2 separate regions of the Homo sapiens genome follow, and region 2 is linked to region 1. A link is an interaction called in ENCODE POLR2A ChIA-PET data of the cell type or tissue named here. Cell type or tissue: PC-9. All regions are shown on one strand. Links, peaks and the distances in the headings refer to the core of each region. The heading gives the core; the rest is flanking DNA.

Region 1 (8,346 bases), core at 308-8,307:
GCCACCAAGCCATACATTGATAATCAATAAGGAGACTCTTGCAGCTAACCTCAGGCTTAGCTAGAAACATCGATATTAGCGCCAGAAGCAGCCACTGCCAATCGATAAGATTTGGCAGGTGATTTGAAACATATTTTCCATTGCTGACTTAAAGCATGTATTCTTTGGAACACTCAATTTGGCATTTGCTCATATATGTTCGGTATTATTCTGCAGGGGTGTGTGTGTGTGTGTGTGTGTGTGTGTGTATGTGTGTATGAGAGGAATAGAGACAGAGAAAGTTTCATGTGTCTAATTTCATTATAAATTCTACCAGGGCAGAGACCATGATTCCACTTCTTCTATATCCCCCTAAGTGCCCAGCACTGTGCCTGGCTCATATTTGTTAATCAATAAATATTTGTTGACTTAAACAAATAGGTCTAACCATAAGTTTCTTGCCATATTTGTCCCTACTCGCTTGTTTGATTAAAGCAACATATTATGACCTGACTGATATAAAAATGAAAACCTATGACACCAAAGGTAACTGGAGGGGTCTCTTGAGTATAGAAACACTGGTCCACAATCTCCCATCTGCAACTGTGAAAACAAAAAGCTATGAAAGGCTTTTCATAACTCATGTGGCAGCAAAACCAGACCTGAACTAATTTCAAGAAGATTATTTAGAATCTTTATTTATCCCACTCAATGTGAATATTCATACACTGCGATGCAGAAACATGAATGTGTTTGATTATAGGGTGCTGCCCCAGACCCAGCTGGAGATATTGCATAATCTGCGGTATATGCACCATAGTACCTTTCTAAAAGAAAATTTCTAAACACGTCTCCGTCTCAGGGATTTTGGGTAGTGAATTGTAGACTACATGTGTGTGCTTCCTGCAACCCAGTCCCTGACCTATTGCACAAATGAGCTACATCACTTAGTCTGATTCAATAATTTCTAAAGAAGAGACATTTGAACTTAAAGTATAATACAAAAAAGAAGAGACTTTTGAAAGAGACAATGCTAAACAAATCAACTTATATGCCATATCAGATCATTTCATTTTACATTTCATATCAACATCTCATATTGTTGAGATGTTGAATATGGGTTGTGGATCGCTTTTGGGATTATGTTTCCCATTTGGGAACACGTTTTCCATTCTTTCTACTAAAAGGCATTTCAGTCTATGAATGGCTACTATGTAGAGGAATTTCATAGTTTCTCTACTGGATTTTCAGAATAAATCACATGTTAAATGCTGATTAAATCATATCAGGATTTCAATTGACCCCTAATGTTTCTAAACATATATAGCAATGCACTGTACCACAATAGCGTCCCTCGTTAGTGTTCCCTTGATGACCTAACTTCATTTTAATATATAATATGAAAAAATACATTCTCTTGAATTATTTTTAATATTATAATGTTAAAGGAAACTTATTTGATCACTATAAAAATGCGAGAAGAAAAAGAATCAAAAATATAATTTTCAGTTTTTAAGAATCAGAAATTGTATACAAATAACATACAAAGGCATTTAACAGGGTCTTTTTAAGCTCGCAGCATTATTCACTCAGCCCTTGTCAAGTGCTTTCCTTTTTGCATGAGTTTGCCACCTCCCAGCAATGCAGTTTACTGTTGCATGTGATGGGGAAGAGACCTGTTTGTACTGTCACAATGGCCAATAAACCTGAGCTGGAGACTCTTCATTTTAAACCTAAAATAAATAACTAGATTTCATTTAAACCTCCCTGTGTGAACCACCACAATCTTCCTAGTCTTCACTAGCGGCTTTTAATGCCCAACTACTTAGGAATCACAAGAGTGTCGGAGTGTTTAGTGACTCTGATCCTCCCATCAGTAAACTGATCTGGTGATAAAATGGAAAGGGCCTTGTACTATTTGCATTTTTACTCAGTTTAGTCACAGATCACAAAATAAATTAGTAAATTGAGCAACAAGGCTTCCCATTTGCAAAACCCCAACGTTCAAAGTAATCATCTATGCTTAAATTCACAAATCCTTAAAAATGTAATAATTTCCCTGTCAACTAACAAAAATAACAGTGCTACAGCATTCATTTAGAACTCCCTGTATGCTAAAGGCCATGGCTGTGTTTGAATTTGGAATTTTAATATTTAATAAATGAATGGATTTTATAGGTAAATTTTCCTGACACCTTCGCCTCCTTCAAATATTTAGGACACATGATAAAGATGGGGGAGAAATTGAGGGGAGGTATCCGATAATTCAGCAGATTGACTAGTGCTCAAGTACACTCAAAGTTCAATAGACACTGGAATAATGTCACATTTAAGGTCTCTCAAGGCATGAGAGAGTTTAGCTTAGCTACTTGAGCCAACGTGATAGCCCAAGCAGGCTTGCCCCCTCATCACTGTCACTCAAGACAAAAACTGCAATGCTTAGAGATGGCAAGCTCATACCAAATGCTACAAAAATTTTCAAACTCAAAATATTATTGCTCTGTAATAGAGGCTGGAGTGACTCACAAAGACACTAACATTCTCAGTTTAGAGTAGAAAACTTGATCAAGGACTTCGGAGGAAAGCCTATCTTATTGGGAATATGCAATAGTTTTTCTGTCTGCACAGTGCTCCAGGCGAGGTCTCATCTCACAGTGGCCTTAAGGAGAAATAAAGGAGATGAGTCACCACCACTGGGATTTTAACTGGCACCCTGGGAAACAGGTTTGCAAATGCTGAAACCAAAGCTCCAGAACTTCATTTCTTTCTTAAAAAAAAAAAAAAAAAAAAGACTGGCGGGTTGGGGTGGGGGTGGTGGGGCTCTCGAGTGGAATCAAATCCAGGCTGTTGTGGTAAGAAAGCCCATGACAAACCTTTGGCCCACCTAAGATGAGTTAATTATAATATACAGTAGTAAAAAGTACAAAAGCCCTGGGTTTGCCCCAGGCTATGCAATATCTTTATCAACATCACTGCAGCATGAAATGCACAACTTTGAGTCTGTAATAATGGTATCAGGTAGCCAATTAAATGTAATGGGAAGAGGAAGCTAAACAAAACATAGAGGGCAGGGAGGAGAAAAGCTAATACCCAAACTACTTCAAAATATCCAAGTTATTCTGTTTCAACCAAATCACTGAACACTAGAAGCAGGTCAACACTGAACTTCATCTACTGAAATTCAAACATCAGACCAAACTATTTTTATTGTACTTAATTTCTACCAATAGTTGTGAAACAGCAAACATGCTATAGGGAACATGGTACATGATCTAATAAATATAATACAGTGGCTGCAATAAGCACAAGTGAGACTAACTAGCTCATGGTTTTACTGGTAACTAGTTTGTTTTTAATAACCACAAGTTTAAAATATAACTTAGTGTTGATTTTTTTAAAGCTCTCAAAGGTAAATATAAGTAAATAAACAAATAAATGAACAGATAATAAATCATAGCAACAATATAACTCTAGGAGAGAAAAACTTGTCTAGTGAGATATTTTATGTGTCATAAAAACAAAGATGAAAAGTACTATTACTTGAGGTTGAAACACATTGTTTCTGAAAATATAATGTGACTCCACGTGACCTCTACTACCGTGTGCAAACAAGAAAAAACAAAGCAAAAACAAAAAATTCCTATCTGATTCATCATAACACATTCCTTCCTGATGCTAATCTCATCTCTTCACTGTGCTACTCCGCAATAATAGTGGTCATCTAAGTCCTGTTAATCCTTTTAGCAAGCACTAATAATTATGCATTAGTACAAATAACATTGAAGCCTTTTTTCAAATAATTACATATATAATGAATGTATCTTTTAAAAGTTGTTTACAGCTAATTAACCAATGAATAATTGTTTTCTCTTCCTGAACAGGGAAAGCTTATCTTAGAGTCACAGTTAAAAATGCTTTTTTTCCAGTTTTACAGATGTTGTTAGCAATTAAAACTGTTAAAACACTATTAAAAAGAACTCCTTGTATTAAAGGGCTTACTCATCCCAGTTGTTGTGGTTTCTCAACTACTGCATCTTTTAAAATCATTTCCAGTTTGAAAGGGCACTGGTGGCTCCAAACCCAACAGACCTCTTTGTAAATAGTTCAGATCCTTCAGTATCACAACACAGTTTGCTTGTTGCTATATGACTAGTTTAATTGTGGGCTGTAATAAAGGTCATAATTAATATCCCAACACAGACACTAACAAACAATTTTAAATTGCCAGCATAATCAAATGATGCAAACATCTATGAGCTACAAAAGTTCATTGCCGCAACTGACAATTTCTTAATTGTATTCAGTCATTCATGGAAATTTTATTAACATCGAACTGATGTATCCTGCCCTTACTCTGTCACAACACCAGGGATCTAATTTCATTATTTTCCACAAGATTTGCTTGACTACTGCCATGATTCTAATATTGCTTTAGTCCAGATGTTTATGCTATTTAAATTAGGAAGAAAAGCCTTTTGGGTAAACACAATTAAAGAAGTTTTTTTTCAAATTTAGTTTAACAAACTTCTTTTAATTAATGCATATAGCTGCAATGTTGAGGCTTTTTCACTGATTTTATGTTCATTTCCTACTGTGTGCAACATATATTGAGTGTACAGCTACAGCTAAATATAACCAACCACCTTTTAATTTTTCACTTACTTCTGAGTGCTCATTAAGGTGAAAAATAGAAGCACATGACTGCACTTTTAACTTTAATCAATCTCAGGTGTGTGTGTGTGTGAATGTGCATATGTGTGTGTCTGTATGCACAAGTTGCATCCATGGAGACATACAGGTCACAAATACACAGAAATACCTATATATAAAACTCTAGATAAATCTATCTGATATTTGGTCACCTTAAAAATTCCCCTTTTTATTCATTTTTTTTTTTGCAAAATAATCCCATAGTAATAAGTGTATTTAGCAACTCCCAGTAGTCTAAAATCGAATGATGTTTTCAATGCATTGAGAAGTCTTAGGAAAAAAACAGTAACAAAAAACAAAAAACTCTGTTAATGGATTACTGATGCAATTTGTTTTCATGAGAGGAGCTTCTGCCATCTCATAGGAGCTTAGTTCTAATAAATAAATAAGATCTTTGTTCTCTTAGGTAATCATTTTCATTCATTGGCTTCCTTATTTAAGTGATTATAATAGCTCAGAAATACTGGCAGGCTGTTTAATAGTGGAAAGCTAATACATTTACATCACTTTTGAAAAAAGTGTTACGGTCAAAATGCCTATGTGTAGCAAATGGATATTGTACTACTCTTAGAATAACATTATTTATAAACAATATTAAATTATTAAATCGACATCCAAGGAATGTCATCTCCTATTTAATGGTGTATGCAGATGCTACAGAATGTTTCATGAAAGTATCGGCACCTTCAATGTTTATTAAACCAATGAACTAACCAAATTTGGGCAATCTGAATAAACCATAGTGTTTCCATGTAAAACAGAACCTCAGAGATACTTCAAAATCATCTGTAAGAATGTCAGTGACAAGAATTTTAAGCTTACCTTGTTTTAATATCTTATTTCAATTCTGATATCAGCACAATCAATTACACAACTTCAACTAACTGATGAAACTCCCCCAAGTATATCTGAGAAAAACCAATAAAATTTCCTCTAAGATCTAGGCTTGAAATGTCTCAATATTTCACAAGCACAGGGATATTTACAAACAATGGCAACATCTGCTATCACTCTAAAATCATGCCTGCTTCCATTTATCTGGAAGAGGTTAGAATTTTCTCAATCCATAAAATCTTTTCCTCAACAGGAGTTTGGATGGCGCATAATATCACTTTAGTGATGGGTTTCTCTTACTACTATTATTTCCCTGTGACTACATTGATTAGGAATGGCTATTTCTTGGACATCTTATATTACCTAAAAAATCCGCCTGCTAAGAAACTCCCATTGAGTAAAACACTTCCCTTCATTTTAAAAACTACATAACAAAATGAATTATAGCCTTCTCCCTTCCACTATAGAATTCAGGTGACAATGCAAGTTTAATGAGACTTGGTTAGAGTTTTTCCTGGGGTTATTTACTTATTACACTATTACTAATATCCAGAAGGGAAGCATCTGGCTATTCCCATCCTTACAAAATAATTATTTAAAACAAGAAAAGAAAAACTTTGTGTCCTAAATTTAAAAGACTTCTATAAAAACATAATCTGAAGTTTTTGCATCATATATGTGTTAGTGTGTATGTGTGTGTGAGAGAGAGCAAGAGACACAGAGAGAAAAAAAGATAAAGGAAAAGGAAGGGAGAAAGATTGAGAGAGAAAAATAGTTCATGACAGGCATAATTCATCTGGATTACTGAAAAAATTTGCCCGGGGTGGGTTCTATACCTTTAAATGTTAGTTTATTTCCCTGATGAGCTCTCTATTTTAGAGAGCTACATTTGGCAAAGTTTCCAAGTATACCGTGTCAATTTTATAAAAACTAAAAATATTGTTGAAAAAATATTATCCCAAGAACATACGTAAAATTATAAATATTCAGCACATCAAGCTTTTGATATACTTTAGTGCACATGAACTGAGTAGCTGTCAAAATTACAACAGGCAACTCAAGTAATTATGCAGATTTATGCAAAACATTAACAAGAAGAATTAAATGCACAAATGAGGTGGCTACACTTGAATTGTTAAGATTATGAATAATTACCATGAATCTTTTTGCTCTTAATATAACTTGTTTTTGATAAACAAAGCCTTAATTATCAGAATACTTTTGAGAATTTTGGTGACCTTCATTAATCTTACAAAACAAGTCTCTTGTGTTCTGCATTGTAAAAGGCACATGCTCAGAATAAGTACACGAAACCTTGGGAAAAGCATATGTTAATGGCTGCTACAAACTGGTGAAGGATACCTCTGGTTTCAGGTACACAGCATTCTGTACACGTAGCCAAAATAAGACTCAGAACTAGAAGGTACTTTCATTTGGAAAAATAAAAATAAAAAATAAATAAAATCCTGCTACAAAACTGTGGAGGGAGGCAGGAAGAAGAAGAGAAACTCTGAAAAATTGTTTCAATTTTGTAAAATATTGGGTTAATTTTAAAACAGAAGGAAAATAGCAACCTATTAATTCTTCCTCTCTAAGATGCAATGAGTTCAATAAATCATTTCTAAAATAACAAAGTACTGAAAACATTCAGTCATAACTCTTTTTCATGTATCTTTCAGCCACCAATTTTCCTTAGGCAGATGCCTCTCCCAAAGACTATGGAAATTGTACCCACCACCTTGATTGGTAGACACAATTTTCTGAATGTGATTCTCATATTCACTCATCTCCACCAATAATTTTTACCCTGCCCTCCTTCTCTCAGATAAGCAGTGGGACCTCTTCATGTCCCCTCAGTTAATTTCAGAATTAATTTGCAACGCTGTCATCAACACTGTAACAATTCACTGATCAACAGTTGCAATTCTTCATAACACTGTCAAACTCCCAGCTGCCATGGTGGCAAGCTGCATTGCCCCGACTCCAGACATACTGCTTTGGGACTGGTGGAAGAAAAGGACTTTGGAAGCATCTAGGCTTTAAAGCTATCCACAATATCTCTTCCCTGGAGAGCAAGCTGTCAGATCAATGATGTTTTTGTCATTAAAAAAAAAAAAAAATTAAAAATTAAAAAAACAAAAAACACCGCGTGAGAGATCTGAATATGTTTGGGTAAATATCAAATACTTTGATGCATAAAAATTAACTTAAAGAGGTCACACTCCGACAGGGTACATGCTTGCACTTTAAGAATGGTTGTATTTTTATATATTATTACATGACAAAATAGGCCAGGCCAGGAAGGTCTAAATATCCCAGGGACAGTACAGATTGTGCAATGACTCAGAGGAACAGACAGTAAATACTGCTAAATTATGCCCAGACAAGTTAATAATTCTCAAGCATATTTCTGAAGACCATCCTGGCTAAAACACATTACCAGCACATTGCCAAGTCCCTGCCTGCTGTCCCAGAAACTTTTAAGATTTAAAGAGAGTAACTTATTTAAAATGATTTTTCCCCTAGGATTGCGTCCAAGTCAACAGAAAAGTAGCCGCCTGGGACAATCTGCTCCCATGTCTGTCCCTCATCTCATCACATGTGTGACTGTGCTATTGGAGTCATATTGGTGGCCCGATATTGCAGAAACACAGAGGGGTTGACCAAAAAAAGAAGAGAAAAGAAAATCCTTTTCAAATTGAGAACAAAGAAACTTTTACTTCAAAAATTGAGAGAAATGTATCTAAGCACTTGGCCTAGATCAATAAAGTAATAACGAGATCATTTCCTCATTCACAAAAACAAAAAATGAAAAGCTGGACT
Region 2 (8,346 bases), core at 15-8,014, 58 kb before region 1:
CTTAGCGATGAACCCTGAAATAAATAAACATAAGTATTAGGCCTAAATACCAATCATAAATACATTTTCAAATCTAATTTCAAATGTCAAAAATAAATCTTGTAAAAGAATAGATCTGAAGCAAAAATAATTTAATAATATCAAGCTGATTCTGAGTCCAGCACCACTTTTCATATAAATAAGAGGGACTGGGAGGTTTGGGAGCAGGGAATGTCAACACTTTCCTTGTGAATAAACAAAAGTTATTGTTTCTTAACTTTCATATAAAAAAATAGAGGCTGGATATTTTGGAAAGTGAGTGGAATAAATATTCAGATTCTTACTTTCCTAATCAATAGAAAACATGAAAGCATAGACCATTCAAAAACAATCACCAAAACAAAGGTAGCAAAAAATTTAAAAATACAAAAATTGAAGGAAAAGAAATAAAACATAAAAGGGAGATAAATACACACAAGGAAAAGAGAGAAACTCAAACATCAGTTTTGAAAAACTCAGAAATAGCAGAAAGTCTACCAGAAGATTGAGTAAAAAGACACATTCAATGTGCTGCTACTATAATATCTCTAATTTAAAAGTGCACATACATGTTTAAAATGAAAGAATGACTAGAGATTTCTCAACCAAGTACAAATTAATTTTTTTATACTTTAAGTTATGGGAAACGTGCAGAATGCCCACGATTGTTACATAGGTATACACGTGCCATGGTGCTTTGCTGCACCCATCAACCTGTCATCTACATTAGGTATTTCTCCTAATGCTATCCTTCCCCTAGCCCCCCACCCCCTGACAAGGCCCAATGTGTGATGTACCCCTCCCTGTGTCCATGTGTTTTCATAGTTCAACTCCCACTTATGAGTGAGAACATGTGGTGTTTGGAATTCTGTTCCTGTGTTAGTTTGTTGAGAATTATGGTTTCCAGCTTCATCCATGTCCCTGCAAAGGATATGAACTCATCCTTTTTTATGGCTGCATAGTATTCCATTGTTGTATATGTGCCACATTTTCTTTATCCAGTCTATCATTGATAGGCATTTGGGTTGGTTCCAAGTCTTTGTTATTGCTATTGCGAATAGTGCCCCAATAAACATACGTGTGCATGTATCTTTACAGTAGAATGATTTATAATCCTTTGGGTATATACCCAGTAATGGGATTGCTGGGTCAAATAGTATTTCTGGTTCTAGATTCTTGAGAAATTACCACACTGTCTTCCACAGTGGTTGAACTAATTTACCCGCCCAACGACAGTGTAAAAGCATTCCTATTTCTCCAAATCCTCTCCAGCATCTGTTGTTTCCTGATTTTTTTTAATGATTGCCATTCTAACTGACGTGAGATGGTATCTCATTGTGCTTTTGATTTGCATTTCTCTAACGGCCAGTGATGATGAGCTTTTTTTCATATGTTTTTTGGCCGCATAAATGTCTTCTTTTAAGAAGTGCTTGTTCATATACTTTGCCCACTTTTTGATGGGGTTGTTTTTTTCTTATAAATTTAAGTTCTTTGTAGATTCAGGATATTAGCTCTTTGTCAGATGGATAGATTACAAAATTTTTCTCCCATTCTGTAGGTGGCCTGTTCACTCTGATAGTTTCTTTTGCTGCGCAGAAGCTCTTTAGTTTAATTGGATCCCATTTGTCAATTTTTGGTTTTGTTGCCATTGCTTCTGCTGTTTTAGTCATGAAGTCTTTGCCCATGCCTATGTCCTGAATGGTATTGCCTAGGTTTTCTTCTAGGGTTTTTATGGTTTTAGGTCTTACATTTAAGTCTTTAAAACATCTTGAGTTAATTTTTGTATAAGGTGTAAGGAAGGGGTCCAGTTTCAGTTTTCTGCATATGGCTAGCCAGTTTTCCCAATGCCATTTATTAAATAGGGAATCCTTTCCCCATTGCTTGTTTTGGTCAGGTTTGTCAAAGATCAGATGCTTGTGGATATGTGGTATTATTTCTGAGGCCTCTGTTCTGTTCCATTGGTCTATATATCTGTTTTGGTACCAGTACCACACTGTTTTGGTTACTGCAGCCTTCTAGTATAGTTTGAAGTCAGGTAGCATGATGCCTCCAGCTTTGTTCTTTTTGCTGAGGATTGTCTTGGCTATACAGGCTGTTTTTTGGTTCCAGATGAAATTTAAAGTAGTTTTTTCTAATTCTGTGAAGAAAGTCAGTGGTAGCTTGATGGGGATAGCACTGAATCTATAAATTATTTTGGGCAGTATGGCCATTTTCACGATATTGATCCTTCCTAGCCATGAGCATGGAATGTTTTTCCATTTATTTGTGTCCTCTCTTACTTCCTTGAGCAGTGGTTTGTAGTTCTCCTTGCAGAGGTCCTTCACATCTCTTGCAAGTTGTATTCCTAGGTATTTTATGTGAATGGGAGGTATTTATGTGAATGGGAGTTCACTCATGATTTGGCTTGCTATTTGCCTATTATTGGTGTATAGGAATGCTTGTGATTTTTGCACATTAATTTTGTATCCTGAGACTTTGTTGAAGTTGCTTATCAGCTTAAGGAGATTTTGAGCTGAGAAGATAGTTTTCTAAATATAAAATCATGTCATCTGCAAACAGAGACAATTTGACTTCCTCTCTTCCTATTTGAATACGCTTCTTTCTCTTGCCTGATTGCCCTGGCCAGAACTTCCAATACTATGTTGAATAGGAGTGGTGAGACAGGGCATCCTTCGCTTGTGCTAGTTTTCAAAGGGAATGCTTCCATCTTTTGCCCACTCAGTATGATATTGGCTGTGGGTTTGTCATAAATAGCTCTTGTTATTTTTAGATATGTTCCATCAATACCTGGTTTATTGAGAGTTTTTAGCATGAAGGGGTGTTGAATTTTATTGAAGGCCTTTTCTGCATCATGTGGGTTTTGTCATTGGTTCTGTTTATGTGATGGATTACATTTATTGATTTGTGTATGTTGAACCAGTCTTGCATTCCAGGGTTGAAGCCAACTTGATCGTGATGGATAAGCTTTAATGTGCTGCTGAATTTGGTTTGCCAGTATTTTATTGAGGATTTTCGCATTGATGTTCATCAGGTATATTGACCCGAAATTTTCTTTTTGTGTTGTGTTTCTGCCACGGTTTGGTATCAGGATGATGCTGGCCTCATAAAATGAGTTAGGGAGGAGTCCCTCTTTTTCAATTGTTTGGAATAGTTTCAGAAGAAATAGTACCAGCTCCTCTTTGTACCTCTGGTAGAATTCAGCTCTGAATCTCTCTGGTCCTGGACTTTTTATGGTTGGTAGGCTATTAATTATTGCTTCAATTTCAAAACTTGTTATTGGTCTATTCAGGGATTCGACTTCTTCCTGGTTTAGTCTTGGGAAGATGTATGTGTCCAGGAATTTATCCATTTCTTCTAGATTTTTTAGTTTATTTGCATAGAGGTGTTTATAGTATTCTCTGATGGTCGTTTGTATTTCTGTGGGATCAGTAGTGATCTCCTTTATCATTTTTTATTGTGTCTACTTGATTCTTCTCTCTTTTCTTCTTTATTGGTCTGGCTAGTGGTCTACCAATTTTGTTAATCTTTTAAAAAAAAACCAGCTCCTGGATTCACTGATTTATTGAAGGGTTTTTTGTGTCTCTATCTCCTTCAGTTCTGCTCTTATCTTAGTTATTTCATGTCTTCTGCTAGCTTTTGAATTTGTTTGCTCTTGCTTCTCTAGTTCTTTTAATTGTGATGTTAGGGTGTCTATTTTAGATCTTTCCCACTTTCTCCTGTGGGCATTCAGTGCTATAAATTTCCCTCTAAACACTGCTTTAGCTGTGTCCCAGAGATTCAGGTACATTGTGTCTTTTTTCTCATTGGTTTCAAAGAACTTATTTATTTATGCCTTAATTTTGTTATTTACCCAGCAGTCATTCAGGAGCAGGTTGTTCAGTTTCCATGCAGTTGTGCAGTTTTGGGTGAGTTTCTTGATCCTGAGTTCTAATTTGATTGCACTGTGGTCTGAGAGACTGTTATGATTTCTGTTATTTTGCAATTGCTGAGGAGTGCAATAGACCAAAACTTCCCATTGTGTGGTCAGTTTTAGAATAAGTGCAATGTGGAACTGAGAAGAACATATATTCCGTTGATTTGGGGTGGAGTTTTCTGTAGATGTCTATTAGGTCCATTTGGTCCAGAGCTGAGTTCAAGTCCTGAATGTTCTTGTTAATTTTCTGTCTCGTTGATCTGTCTAATATTGACAGTGGGATGTTAAAGTCTCCCACTATTATTGTGTGGGAGTCTAGGTCTCTTTGTATGTCTCTAAGAACTTTATGAATCTGTGTGCTACTGTATTGGTTACCTATATATTTAGGATAGTTAGCTCTTCTTGTTGTGTTGATCCCTTAACCATTATGTAATGCCCTTTTTTCTCTTTTTTTATCTTTGTTGGTTTAAAGTCTGCTTTATCAGAGACTAGGATTGCAATCCCTGCTTTTTTTTTTTTGCTTTCCATTTGCTTGGTAAATATTCCTCCATCCCTTTATTTTGAGCCTACGTGTGTCTCTGAACATGAGATGAGTCTCCTGAATACAGCAACACCAGTGGGTCTTGACTGTTTATCCAATTTGCCAGTCTGTGTCTTTTAATTGGGGCTTTTAGCCCATTTTCCTTTAAGGTTAATACTGTTATGTGTCAATTTGATCCTGTCATTATGATGCTAGCTCATTATTTTGCCTCTTAGTTGATGCAGTTTCTTCATGGTGTCGATGGTCTTCATAATTTGGTATGTTTTTGCAGTGGCTGGTATCAGCTTTTCCTTTCCATATTTAGTGCTTCCTTCAGAAGCTCTTGTAAGGCAGGCCTGGTGGTGACAAAATCTCTCAAGATTTGCTTGTCTGTAAAGAATTTTATTTCTCCTTTGCTTATGAACCTTAGTTTGACTGGATATGAAATTCTGGGTTGAAAATTCTTTTCTTTAATAATGTTGAGTATTGGCCCTCACTCTCTTCTGGCTTGTAGGGTTTCTGCAGAGAAAACCACTGTTAGTCTGATGGGCTTCCTTTTGTGGGAAACCCAACCTTTCTCTCTGGCTGCCCTTAACGTTTTTTCCTTCATTTCAACTTTGGTGAATCTGATGATTATGTGTCTTGGGGTTGCTTTTCTAAAGGAGTATCTTTGTGGTGTTCTCCGTATTTCCTAAATTTGAATGTTGGCCTCTCTTGCTAGGTTGGGGAAGTTCTCCTGGTTAACATCCTGAGGAGTGTTTTTCAACTTGGTTCCATTCTCCCCATCACTTTAAGGTACACCAATCAAACATAGGTTTAGTCTTTTCACATAGTACCATATTTCCTGGAGGCTTTGTTCATTCCTTTTCATCTTTTTTCTCTAATCTTGTCTTCATGCTTTATTTCATTAAGTTGATCTTCAATCTCTGACATCCTTTCTTCCAGTTGATCAATTCAGCTATTGATACTTGTGTATGTTTCACGAAGTTCTCATGCTGTATTTTTCAGCTTCATCAGGTCATTTATATTCTTCTCTAAACTGGTTATTTTAGTTAGCAATTCCTCTAACCTTTTTTCAAGGTTTTTAGCTTCCCTACATTGAATTAGAATATGCTCCTTTAGCTCAGAGGAGTTTGTCATTACCCACCTTCTGAAGCCTACTTCTGCCAATTCATCAAACTCATTCTCTGTCCAGTTTTCTTCCCTTGCCGGCAAGGAGTTGTGATCCTTTGGAGGAGAATAAGCATTCTGGTTTTGGAATTTTCAGCTTTTTTGCACTGGCTTTTCCTCGTCTTCATGGATTTATCTACCTTTGGTCTTTGATGTTGGTGACCTTCAGATGGAGTTTTTGTGGGGATGTCCTTTTTGTTGATGTTGATGCTATTCCTTTCTGTTTGGTTAGTTTTCCTTCTAACAGTCAGGCCCCTCTGCTGCAGGTCTGCTGGAGTTTGCTGGGGTCCACTCCAGACCCTGTTTACCTGGGTACCACCAGCAGAGGCTGCAGAACAACAGAGATTGCTGCCTGTTTCTTTCTCTGGAAAGTTTCTCCCAGAGGGGCACCTGCCAGACGCCAGCCAGAGCTCTCCTGTATGAGGTGTCTGTTAACCCCTGCTGGGAGGTGTCTCCTAGTCAGGAAGCACGGGGGTCAGGGACCCACTTGAGGAGGCAGTCTGTCCCTTAGCAGAGCTTGAGCACCATGCTGGAAGATCCGCTGCTCTCTTCAGAGTCAGCAGACAGGAATATTTAAGTCTGCTGAAGCTGCGCCCACAGCTGTCCCTCCCCCCAGGTGCTGTGTCCCAGGGAGATAGGAGTTTTATCTATAAGGCCCTGCCTGGGGCTGCTGCCTTTCTTTCAGAGATGCCCTGCCCGGAGAGGAGGAATCTAGAGAGCACAAATTAAATTTAAGTAAAAGTGACAGTGTTAACTTTGGACAATGTAGGCTTCAAGACAAAAAGCATAAAATAGAATAAAAGAGAGTTGTTTTATATTGATAAAAGTTTCATAAAAGATATATCAGCCATGAACCTTTATGAGTCAAATAATATAACATCCAAATATATTAAGCAAAAATTGGCAGGCAGATAAAAATGAAAACGTTGTCATAATAGATTTTAATACAATGTTCCCAGCTTTGGACAGAACATGACGAATTTGACAACATGGAGATTTGGATTATTATAATTAAGATAATGGTAGCATGGAAATTTGACTAGCATAGTTGATAAAATATATTGTGCTTCCAACGCTAAAAGCAGATTTTCCTTGCATTTGAAGAACACATAGTTTGTCAAATTGGTGAGATAATGATCTATAAGAAGAACGAAGTTTATTAGGAGAAGCAGAAATAATGCAGATCAAATTATCTGACTACATTCCCTGAAACTGCAAATATTTTAATCAAGCTTAAAAGATTCACCAATTACTTGAAAATGTTTGTGCATGTGTATCAGAGTGTCTGTATATATACACACAAATACACATATATACATATGAGTACATAAACATGCAAATACTTACACACATATATACATATGAGTACATAAACATGCAAATACTTACACACATATATAATCTAAACTTTTTTTAATAGTAGGAAACTCAAAATTAAAAATATAAATAAATATTACTGTATTTCACAATATCTAGGATTTGCTTTAGAATACTGCAAAAAAAATGGGGGCATGGGGGAATAAGTATGGCAAAATGTTGATAATTGTTGAAGTTTGGTGATAGGTACCTGGGGGGTGATTAAACTATTCTGCTTACATTACATACATGTGAAATTCTTCATATATAAAAGGTGAATATTTTTAAAGTACTGCATACTATAACACATGTTGCTTAAAAAGCTGTAACCTGGAGGCAAATTCATATCCTAAATGCTATCAACAAAGAAAAGTTAGGAAAATCAGAAAAAAAAGATACTATTAAAAATGAAAGCAGAAATAAGTAAAAATGTTTTAAAAAATAAAAATATACTAAAATTAATAATTGTAAGAACTAGTTCTTGCAAAAATTATTGGAGTAAACATTCAAGAAACTCAATCAAGAAAAATTCAAGTATCCAAACCTTAAATAAGTAATGATAATAAAATGAAAGAACATTTAACATGAAAAAGAAAAGAAACTATAAAGCATTAATAATTAATAAAAAAGGAAACCATAATAATCTAGAGGGAAATCTATATGAATATTTAACTTATTTCATGGTAGATTAGTACCACCAAAGCATTAAAGCAATGGATGAAATTAAAAAATAGAAAGCATGATGGATATATTTAATGATAAAATTTATAATGATACATTAAAGCGATCAAAACAAAATTAATATTCAGATGACAAATACGTGGACCTGAATCAGGACAACTACAATAAAGATGGAGAGAAAGGAGATTCAAGAAACACATTACAGTACACCAAAATGGGAAAAAACAGTTGATTTTTATTTGAATGTTGTAGGATAATGATGCCACAACTAGGACAGAAAACCCAGGCTTATACAGGAAAGATGATTTCAATATTCATCTACATGCCCAGTTGCCAGGCCACTGGATTCATAAGTCTGAAGATCAGGGAAGAATTTAGGAGCTAGTAAAATGGGATGGGAGTCATCAGAACAGGGGTAATAATTGTTGGCATGCAAGTCAGAAAAAGCATTCAGAAAGAGAGAACAGAACAAGAAGAGTAGAGGGTAGAAGTTTAAAACTAGATAAAGCTATCTTTTAATGTGAGAACTATAGAAGTGGAGTCCGTAAAAGAAACCAAGAATGAGAAGTGAAAGAGGAACAATGAAAAAGGAGAAAAGAATATCAGGGAAACCAAGGGAGTTGAAGAGCAAATAGAAGATCAGGAAACTGACTAAGAAGAGATTAACATCTGAGGGTTCCAGGTGTCA

The links. ChIA-PET counts read pairs that join two places held together with the same protein. Peaks named below come from ENCODE experiments on the same cell type or tissue, not always from the same donor. Only the 100,000 strongest peaks of a DNase experiment are listed, where the experiment ranks them.
Region 2: POLR2A ChIA-PET joins it to region 1 with 14 read pairs; 2 of 35 experiments call an interaction of 5 or more read pairs at or near these places.

The regions. Positions count from the first base shown.
Region 1 is chr2:58,629,465-58,637,810 of GRCh38, reverse strand. All of the region lies in intron 1 of LINC01122 (long intergenic non-protein coding RNA 1122), which reads right to left. Among named protein-coding and RNA genes, the nearest start is that of LINC01122, 110 kb to the right of the region's middle. RefSeq lists an enhancer at 3,272-4,949. In PC-9, for the core only: no CTCF peak of the experiment used is centred there; DNase peaks (open chromatin) are centred at 2,630 and 3,550; H3K4me3 peaks cover 1,114 bases; H3K27ac peaks cover 1,981 bases.
Region 2 is chr2:58,686,927-58,695,272 of GRCh38, reverse strand. The region is part of intron 2 of LINC01122 (long intergenic non-protein coding RNA 1122); the gene reads right to left. Among named protein-coding and RNA genes, the nearest start is that of LINC01122, 170 kb to the right of the region's middle. In PC-9, for the core only: no CTCF peak of the experiment used is centred there; no DNase peak of the experiment used is centred there.